2 separate regions of the Homo sapiens genome follow, and region 1 is linked to region 2. Evidence: read pairs that join two places in POLR2A ChIA-PET (ENCODE). Cell type or tissue: IMR-90. All regions are shown on one strand. Links, peaks and the distances in the headings refer to the core of each region. The heading gives the core; the rest is flanking DNA. Region 1 overlaps TAOK3 (TAO kinase 3). Region 2 overlaps TAOK3 (TAO kinase 3).

The links. ChIA-PET counts read pairs that join two places held together with the same protein. Peaks named below come from ENCODE experiments on the same cell type or tissue, not always from the same donor. Only the 100,000 strongest peaks of a DNase experiment are listed, where the experiment ranks them.
Region 1: POLR2A ChIA-PET joins it to region 2 with 20 read pairs; 5 of 35 experiments call an interaction of 5 or more read pairs at or near these places.

Annotation. Positions count from the first base shown.
Region 1 is chr12:118,186,947-118,192,334 of GRCh38, reverse strand. TAOK3 (TAO kinase 3) reads left to right here. Exons shown (of 21, transcript NM_016281.4): 14 at 2,394-2,528. Among named protein-coding and RNA genes, the nearest start is that of PEBP1, 54 kb to the right of the region's middle. RefSeq lists a silencer at 1,677-1,971. In IMR-90, for the core only: no CTCF peak of the experiment used is centred there; DNase peaks (open chromatin) are centred at 2,274 and 3,444; H3K4me3 peaks cover 1,678 bases; H3K27ac peaks cover 2,333 bases.
Region 2 is chr12:118,328,064-118,333,451 of GRCh38, reverse strand. All of the region lies in intron 1 of TAOK3 (TAO kinase 3), which reads left to right. Among named protein-coding and RNA genes, the nearest start is that of TAOK3, 42 kb to the left of the region's middle. In IMR-90, for the core only: no CTCF peak of the experiment used is centred there; a DNase peak (open chromatin) is centred at 2,931; H3K27ac peaks cover 1,676 bases.

The DNA of each region.
Region 1 (5,388 bases), core at 290-5,289, 140 kb after region 2:
GAACCTATTCTTTGGACTATAAAAATAGCATTATTTTAAAAATATACTTGAGTTACTTAATTACATATGTGTCAACTAAAATCAATGTCATTTCAAGTTTTAATTTTTCCGGTGTACTTCAACTTCCTCAAGTTTAGTAAACTTAGAAAATACATTGTGGCTTTTAATTGGAGAAGCAGAGCCCTAAACCGTGTTTCTAAGGAGTTAATTTTTATCAGAGATAAAACAGACTAAATAAAATTGCACATATTTGTACATGAATAAATTTTGTTTTGGTCTGCCCTGTGGAGAATGTGGATTCTAGTGTCATTGGTTATCCTTATAAATCAAGTTATTACAATGTGAAACTGAACTGTTGCCCATGTATTTGGGGTCTCCCCCTCTATCAATGTACTTGGTAAGTTAGCCAATTAATATTCACCAAAACTACGACTTGTTAAAGCCTCCTATAAAATCACAGGCCTCTACCTAGCATATCTCTTTTGATTACTGGCATTTAAGAGCTGCTTGCTTTTCTGGCACTGTAATATTAAGTTGAATTTTGTACATAAATTTATTAGCAAATATGCAGTAATGTAAATGGTAGCAGGTCCCAGTGCCTTCCTCTTTAGAACCTTAAGCCTAGTGAATGAATCCCAATTACACACGTTCTCGCTCTTCCCTGTAAAACAGGAGTTCAAATTTCGCGAGAAATCATGTAGAATAATTTTAACTGACCTTTCAAATATTTTCTTATAAGTTTTAAAAACTTACAAGTTTTATAAGCCACCAATATGGCACCACTAACTATGGCTACTAAGTGCTTGAAACATAGCCATTATGACTCAGGAACTCAATTTTGCACTTAATTTTGTTTTAATTAATTTTAATTGAATTTAATTTTTAATTAAAATAGTCATATGTGGCTGGTCACTATCTTGCTGGACAGCGCAGCTGCAGAATATACGTGAATTTGATATATATGCCCTCAATGGCAAGTTTATTAAAGATCCCTTCATTATTTGAGCTATAATACATAAATTTAAAACAATTCTCCATATAGGTGTAATGGTAGATACCTTCCCAATACATCAAAGCATTTTAAATGTATAAAAGGAAAAAGAAAATCAGCCCAATTTAATCTTGGGTCTTGGCTTTTACATAAAAATCTGGATGTAAAATTTAATTTCTCCCCAAATTTTGGACTATAATAAAATTTTGTATTTTCTAAACTTCTTTAATTTTTGTTTCCTGATGAAGAAAAAAGCCATTATAAAAAATTTCAAGTGGTCATGGATAAAATGCAATACTGACTTCTCACAAATGGTTTTCCTAAAACCCTAGGGAAATAAGGAATTAATTTCTCCTTTTCCACCCTGAACATGTACTATTTTAAAATCCCCCATGGTTGTACATGTTTTTGAGGTACAAATTACTATAGCGTCCTTTTTTCTAAAGGGTTATAGCCACTTAATGACTGACCACTACTTCATCTTTATAGAGAGGAACATCATCCTTTGAAAGCATTTTCCCCTTTAAAAGTCATTTCAGTTGCATTTAAGAAACATCCATTATTATCCTTCCAGGGAATGCTATTTTTTCACTGGACGTTAGAACAAGATTAATTATCTTTGCCTATCAAGAAGCATGGGCTTGATTAAATCAGTCAAGGACATTAAATTCCAGCTTTACTCACTCTGGTGACCATACCGATGCTGAGTTGAAGAAGAATTTGTGAACGTATCATTTGGTTAAAATTGTACGCCTGTCGCTTTAAATCTAAAAAAAAATCCTTTCAGAAGCTGTAGAGAGAAGGTGCTAGAACTGTGTACGATCATGACTGGAAAGCAGGATCCCTCAGTGACTGCCGAATCTTCCCAGCACAAGATAGAGAGGCAGTTCAGCACAAGCCTACATTGGTTCTAGGCAGAACGATGATCCTACCGAACAGATCTCAAATAAAATTAAATTGAGAAAGCAGATCTTTCAAGGGAATGAGGCGGAGGCTCGCTTTTATGTTAAAAGCCACCAGCATCCTCCTTGCTAGACATGGACATGACATTTTTAAAGGAATTATCTGGTTACAGCGTTTTAAGCAAACTGTTCTAAGGAGTCTGTACATTGCATTATTTTTTCTATTCTTTTTTTCTTTTGCATATATGTAATTCTGGAGGTAAAGAAAAAGCCTGCCAGGGATTCAGAAGGCATCCCACTAGCGATCAGCTGACATTCCTAACTGAAGGCTGCAATGTGTTGCTTATTCATTTTGTACCGTGGGAGCTGCGGGGACTAGCAGAGAGCTAAACTATGCATTTCAAACAGCAGTGCTTGTGCAGAAAGAGGGGTGAGAGAGAGGCAGCCGGCGAGGAAAGAGCACAGCTGGACTTTCTCCTTGTTTTTATCCATTTCTGCAGGATCATGTATTCATAAGGGATGAGGCGGGCCACGGCGATCCCAGGCCTGAGCCGCGGCCTACCCAGTCAGTTCAGAGCCAGGCCCTCCACTACCGGAACAGAGAGCGCTTTGCCACGATCAAATCAGCATCTTTGGTAAGCAAACACCCCTCTACCCACCTTCCCTTCCTTCCCCTCCTCCCCATCTGGCAGCCTCTCGCCCTCCCTGAGCCTGTCTCGGCTTCATGGATGGGAGGAAAGGAGTCAAGAATGTTTTCTCTCTCCTAATAATTTTATTCATTTTAGGAAAAAAATCTGTTGGCATAGCAACCTGATTTCAGATATTTTAGCATTGTGTATGGCATGGAAAAAAAAAAAAACCTTTGTGTGTGTGTGTGTGTGTGTGTGTGTGTGTGTGTGTGTGTGTCTGTGTCTGTGTGTGTTTGTATATGCTGTATGTGCAAAATATAAGGCCTTTGAGATGAAGTTGCTAGCCTGTCCAATTTTTTAAAAGCTATTTGTCTTTTCATTGAAATAAATAATGCTAAATTTTTTTAAGGTATTGATGTATATGTATGCACGGCACTGTGCTGCTTTTTGTATAGATGCATATGTGTCTATAATGTATACACACACATCAAAAGATAAAATATAATTTTAAAGAATATATGGTTGCTGGATAATGTATATAATTGTAGAAAATAAGATACTTGTTTCCCAGGGACGGATTGCTGGTTCCTTCTGGTTCATTCATTTATTTATTGCAACAATGGTAGTGGCTGCACTTCCCCATTTAACCCCTGAAGAATTTCCTGGCACCAATAAAGCAAGAAGGGCTTTGTAGGAGAGGATAGGGCTGATTGTGGAAGAAAAGAGACTGTAGGATTCTTCAGCATTTTTACTATTGCAAATGTGATTGCTGGATGCCCTTGTAGTAGCAAAAGGGGTGTGTGCTGGAAGAGTTAGTTTTCATGCCTCCTCCCCTCGGCCCCCACGCGTGCGCGTGCGCGCTCACACTCACACACACACACACACACACTCACATCGTTTCATCCTTGGCACTCTAAACTCTCTTTAATCTTTTGCTTCTGAATCTCACTTCTCAGCCAAAAAATTATTGAAATATTAGTTGTTTTGCCCAAATTAATGTTAGAGGTCACATGGGCAGGAAGAGTTAGTGTACACTGCTTGGCTATTACATTTAGAACCTATGATGACATCATCCAAGGCCGACCCAGAAATGATCATTTTTCTTGTCCTATTTTTTAAACCTGATTTCTACTTCTATTTCTCAAGTCTTTTAAAGGCTTCGATTATCTTTGAAAATTATAATGGATTATAACCTTTAAAAACCCAAATGCAAGGAAAAATGGAAGTTAAAGCACGTACATATTGCTGTGCCTGCTGCTGTCTAAAAGCAAGCAATTTAATTTAAACTGCTTATAAATAAGCCCACTTTAAAGTTCCTTTATGTAGAAGTTTCTTGTGATCTCTTTGATGAGCAATTTTTCATTTTAAAGGAATGCTACACTATGTAATGGAGATCTTAAAATGTCCACTATGTATTTGCTAATGATTGTTAGGCACCTAAAAATGTGCTTTTGAGTCTAGATAAAGCATCATAAGATTACCAAATAGTCATTGTCTTCATGCCATGATATCTGACAAAAGAAGAAATACGGTGCTTTAGAGAACTATGACTACTTACCATCGACTCTTGTGAGACTTGGACCTTTATCCAGACCCGTTCATGTTGAAATGAGTGGGGAAATGATAACAAGCTCTGAGCAACCGAGTACCATCAGTGGTTTTACATGTGAAGCAGACATTATACCAAGTGGCTTTCCCCCTCTGGGACAGGTTCTTTTTTCTCTCTTGCCACACCCTCATTCCCACATCATATATTCATGACCTCTCCTACCTCCCAGCAAGAGATTACTACAGCCATGCCAGAATAATCTCATGCTCGCATCTGTGAACTCACCCAGGGCTACTCTGTGTGTATATCAGCCATCACAGTCTTCTTCTCTGTGGATGATAAAAGCTGCTTCCCTACTATGCCACCTCAGGGCTATGGGCAGTGTCCTCAGGAACCCTCTGAATCGTACAGGCTTCCTAGTGCCCATCCAGAGAACAGCTGCAACCAGTCTCTCTAATGAAGTTTTGATTTGCTAAAAGGCCCCTGCTCCTATATTAAGTTACAAACAGAGTAGCTGATATGCTGTTGCTTTAGCCACAAAATAAGTTGTTTTTGTGGGGTGCCCTCTCTAAATGTAGTGCTTTGGGAGTCATGATTGGGATTGATGGTAGTTTACCAGAGTTCAATGGTATTTGTATCTAGTGGCTTTTAGGGAGGGGAAAAAAAATGGAAGGGAAAAGGTATGGTGTTGTATGGTTCCATGTCCCATTTTGAACAATCTAACTATGGGTATGGATTTTTTAATGTATATTACCAAGTACTACAATTCTACCCACTATATTATTTTAAAGCCTAATGCCAACAGTAGTGTATAAATGAGGACACTGGAATATCATAAAATATTTAATTTTTAAAAATATATTATGAATTCTGTTGTGTTTTATGGACCCCAGCTCAAATGAAAATGACTAAAATGACATAAAAGTAAGAGCAAGATCATGGGAAAGTGAAAGTCCAGTATAATAAAAAATCAAGTCATTGTTGAAACCTTGCCTTCTCATAGTTGGTGGCAATACTATATTTATTTATTCATTTATTTTGGTTTTACTCGTTCTTTAACATCTTCTAGTAGAGGCGCTAACAAGTCACAAAGAGGTCCAAAGGTGAACAGGGAAAAGGAATTTAGAAATTAGTTTTTCAATAACTAGATAAATAAATGATGAAATGCATATTTTAAATTTACTTGCAAACTGACAAAGATATTAGTCTTCCTAAAATTTGTTTATGAGCCTACTTCTTCAACATAAGCCTAAAAGAGGCCTGGCTTTGTGCTTTTCCCCCTTAGTATCACTTTCAACATTGTGCTTTTGAATGAGG
Region 2 (5,388 bases), core at 175-5,174:
TGTATTTTCACTTCCATTCAGATCTATGCATCGTTCTTATTTCCTTTGAAACTTCTTTTTTAACTCATGCATTGTTTAGAAATGTGTTAATTTCCAAATGTTTGAAGACTTTCCTGTTGTCTTTCTGTTAATGATTTCTAGTTTGATTTCATTATGATCAGAAGACATATTCAGTATGATTTTTAGTTGTTTTAGATTTGTTGGAGTTACTTTTCTGACCCAGAATCTGCTTTATTTTGGTGAATATTCCATGGCACTTGAGAAGAATGTATATTCTACTGTTGTTGGAAGGAGTGTTTATTAAATATCAGTTAGATCCTGTTGGTTGATAGCACTGTTCAATTCTTTTGTCTTTGTTAATTTTCTGTCTAGTAATTCTATCAATTGCTGAGAGTGGAGTGTTCAAGCCCCCAAGCATAACTATAGATTTGTCTATTTTCTCTTTTAGCTCTATCTGTGTGTGTGTGTGTGTGTGTTGAAACTGTTGTTTGGTGCATGTACATTTAAAATTACTATGTCACCTTGGTAGATTCGTTCTTTTATCACTATGTGATGTCTCTTTTTCTTGCTGGTAATTTTCTTTTCTCTGAAGTCCACTTTATCTGATATTAATATAGCTACTCGAGTATCTATATTTTTAAGAGATAAGGTCTCACATGATTTCAAATGGTTAATTTAAATAAAGGAACTGCTTTAAGTTGATTATGTGATCTACTTCTACACCACCAACCCACACCATTGCGTAAGAGACTGTTTATGGAAAATTATGTCATCCCGCAGTCGGGAATGGCTAATTGACTTAATGAACAGCAGGACAGTAACATGGCTTCTTTCTGTGTATCCTAAGGAAAGAATGCAGCAAAATAAAGATTTAATCTTCTTTATTTATTTTTATCTAGCTATAGCCTCATAATAAAAAAGAAGTACAAGATATAGGTGCCATGGAGATGTCCATTGGCCTGCAAAAATAAGAAAAAGATTTCTGTAGTTGTACTTTTAGAAAACAGTGAATTCTTTAAAAAAATAAAAGACTGAGAAAAGAGAGAAGCTTCAGGATAGGCTTATTAATGAAAAACAAAAGTGGAACAAGAGTATCTGAGAAAAGATAGCTTTATATTTAAGTACAAAAAAATAATGTAATGGAAACTGAAGGCTGGAAAGTGGATGTGGGTGGGGGTTGGGGGAAGGGTGGAGGTGGATAAGGAGAAGAAAATACATAAAGACTATCTGTCTTTCTTAAGAAAGAAACAATTAGTATAAACTCTAGAAATACTTCCTAATTTTCTGTCCTATTCATAGGTATCATAGGTGTTAAAAACAAATTTATATCTGGGCGTGGTGGCTCACACCTGTAATCCCAGCACTGTGGGAGGCCAAGGTGGAAGGATCACCTGAGGTCAGGCGGTCGAGACCAACCTCGCCAATATGGCGAAACCCCTCCTTTACTAAAAACAAAAATTAGTAGGGCATGGTGATGCACACGTGTAATCCCAGCTACTCAGGGGACTGAGGCAGGAGAATTGCTTGAACCCAGGAGGCGGAGGTTGCAGTGAGCTGAGATCGTGCCATTGCACTCGAGCCTGGGTGACAGAGCAAGACTCCATCTCAAAAAAAAAAAAAAAAATTCATGTATTTGTAATGTGATAATCATACTTTACCTTCATAGGTTTCAAAATGCTTTTATTTATTAATACTAATAATATATTTATAGCAATTTATAAAGCACTTTTACATGCATTTTTAAATTTCATCCTTAAGACTACTGTAAAGTCAGATATTATTCTTTTTTTTTTTTTTTTTTTTTTTGAGATAAGAGTCTCGTTCTGTTGCCCAGGCTGGAGTGCAGTGGTATGTTCTTGGATCACTGCAACCTCCACCTCCCCAGTTCAAATGATTCTTCTGCCTCAGCCCCCCAAGTAGCTGGGATTACAGGCATGTGCCACCATGCCCGGCTAATTTTTGTATTTTTAGTAGAAACTGGGTTTCATCATGTTGGCCAGGCTGGTCTCGAACTTCTGGCCTCAAGCGATCCACCTACCTCGGCCTCCCAAAGTGCTGGGATTACAGGTGCGAGCCACCATGCCTAGCCATTATTCTCATTTTAGAGTAAGCAGTGGGCCCAAAGTCACAGGGTTGGCAAATGGTGCAGCTGGGGGCAGAACCTGGCTCCTTACTTCTTAATTCAGCCTGGTGTTAGCATTTTCTGGGACTCCATGCTGTATGCCTCTTACATTCATTCCCTCTCTAAGTCAATTCAGTAATCAAAGGTTAAGTATTACAGACCTTGTTCTAGAGGAAATGGAATTGAATTCCAAATTACATTTATTTTCTCTAGTAATTAGTCACTGTTTAAAAATACTAATCATATGTAGTATATGTTGTTCTAGAATTTCTGCCTTCTAATATAAAACGAGACTGCAGACCTGTGTATGCCATAATCTAGAGTTTTGTGTTACTTGTTTTTCTTTTGGTAGGTGGCAGTTGGGCATAGATGAGATAAATTCCATATTCTTGTTCTTCATACCAAAGGAAACAGATGTCCCACATTTTCACACAGTTTATGGCAGTTTCAGACTTATGAACCTCATAAAGATAAATGGGTACTGTCAAACCAAAGGATCATCGTTCACTGAGATTGCCTTTTTAACCTTCTGCCCCTTTCTGGCTCTTTCTACCTTTTTTTTTTTTTGTCCTCCTCTTTCTTCTTTCCTTCTTTCTTTTTCTTTTCCCTTTCCTCTTTACCTCTTTTTTTGAATTTTTTTTTCTTGGTTTCTTTTTCTTCTCGTTTTTTATCAATCAACACATTTAAAGTTTTATTAGCAGCTATCTTCTTTTGTAACCTAAAGGAGCTGCCATTCAGTATACTTCCTCTTTGTGATAGTTTCCTCTTTGCCCAACTATCAACTGCAGCCAGACACGCACATACACTTACACCATATCTTAACCATCTGGAGAGTGCCTGAGGCCTGAGTTATGATAATGTAGTTTGGGTCAGGAATCTGAACACTATCTAAAAATATACAAAGCTGCTCTGGCATATTTTAAAACTCGCTTAGAAATGGGACTTTTGTTTCTACCACCAATAGATATATTTATATTGGCATATATAAAAACACAACTATTGTTACAGACAAAAGACGTAAAGACCTATCAGACCTCACTGTTCTAATATAACTTAAGCAAACAACTTTGAAACAATTTTATTTATAGACTTGAATGTAATCTTAACTTTTATTTTCTCATCTGTCACTTTGACTTTTTATAGTGAGGGTTCTATTTTGTTTCTCATCCTCACATCTCTAGATATAAATAAATTGTGAAAAAAGAAGACAGGAAATGAGAGTTCAGATTTTAGGACTTCTGTCATTATTTTCTAGAAAGCATGCATCATTGAACCCCTGATGTATTTTTCCTCCAAAATATTGAAGATATCCACATATTTTTGGGGTTGTTGTTGATACAGAGTTCTGACTGAATGGAAAGATTGATGGTATATTATCATTCTCTTGTCATTATTTTTGAAACTTAAAAGGCAAATAACCAATGCTCTACCTTATGTTTTTGGTTATACCAGAGTTTCATTTCTGAGTCCTGGCGGAAGTGGCTATATACAAATCTTTATGCAAATCTTAAGTTTTTACCACTATTATATCAGAAGTTATCATGGATCTATATATGAAATAATCAGAATTAAGGGAGTATTTGTGTTCCATGTCCCTTGTTTTTATTTAGCTTTGCAGTAGTTAATTGAATGTTACTTTCCATTTTAAGAAGAGGGCACAGAGAATGACCTTCCTAGAAAAAACCAAAGTCATAGAATATAACAAGCTTTATATTTTGATATAAAAATCTTGCTCTTCCAACCCCCCCATAAGTATGGGACATATGGAAGATAACTCTTGATACAGAATATAGTCCTTTTTCTCATGATGGTTTTGACAGATGTTTAATATTAATTTTAATAAATTATTCCTTTTCTCCATTTTATCTTTCCTAATTAGACTCTGAAATGGATATAATATTTTTGACATTTTGTTGGATTTTAAAAGTTTGATAATCAGTTTGAATTGCTTTGCAATTCGTATCCTTCAGGACACAAATCCTGGTGTGTTCTCATGTTAATTCTGGAGAAAATAATCCAAACTCTAGCAACCAAGTCACTATTCCTAGTAGAATGGGCTATCATGCCTTTTCTTTCAGGAAACATCATGTAGAGTTTAAAGCGAGTTTAAAGGTCCAAACATCTATATTCTCTTATCCAGTCTGTCAGTTGTGTTTATTAGTCATGAACTGTGTCTCTAGGCTTTTGCATTAACTGCCCCCCTTCCTCAAATATCTTTTGGCTTCTCTAGTACTTCTTTACTTCCTTTCCCTAAGAGACTGGGTTAAATACCCTTTAAGTGTGCTACATTATTCTGTTATTGCCTGCATTTCAGGCTTGCTTTCTCACTAGATGCAATCTCTTTGAGGACAGAGACCTTAACATGTTCAAGATAATATCTTTGCTACCTGTCATGAAGCCTGGCACATAATAGATTTGCCGAATGAATGAATAGAATTACAGGCAAAATAGTTACTTACTTTCATATTTCTTTCAGATTTAAAAACCATTATAAATCCCTCATGCCAAAATATCCACTTGTTATCTTGATTAACACTGCACTTCTTTATACAAGTGGAAAGTTTCAATTATTTGGTTAGATTTTAAATTTGGGACTGGCAAAATGAATTCTTTAGTAAGAGATCCCACTTCCACTTGAAGAAAAATTGTAACTCATATCCCAGAGGAAATAATTAGCATAAAATGTTACCATTACTGTGAATTTCTGAAATAACTGTGGTTTTTGTTTTTTTAATAGTAAAATACAGTTTGCTATACTCTAGTTGTTGAGTTTTGAGCTTGAGAGAACAGTAAGATTATGTTCTCCATCGCCATGTAAGTTGGGGTAGAGGATTAAATTAATTAAATGTACGTTTCTTTAATACATTTGTTCTATAGACTGCAAGCTCCCTGAAAGTAACGTTTGTATTAGTCGTATTTCTGTCTACTACCTAGCACAAACTCTGGTCATTTTAAGAACTCAATAAGTATTTGTTAGGCCAGGCGCAGTGGCTCATGCCTGTAATCCCAACACTTTGGGAGGCCAAGGATCACTAGAGGTCAGGAGTTCGAGACCAGCCTGGCCAACATGGTGAAATCCCATCTCTACTAAAAATACAAAAATTAGCCAGGCGTGGTGGCGGGTGGCTGTAATCCCAGCTACTCGGGAGGCTGAGGTAGGAGAATCACTTGAACCCAGGAGGCAGAGGTTGCAGGTTGCAGTGAGCCAAAATCGCACCACTGCACTCCAGCCTGGGCAACAGAGTGAGATTCTGTCTCAAAAAAAA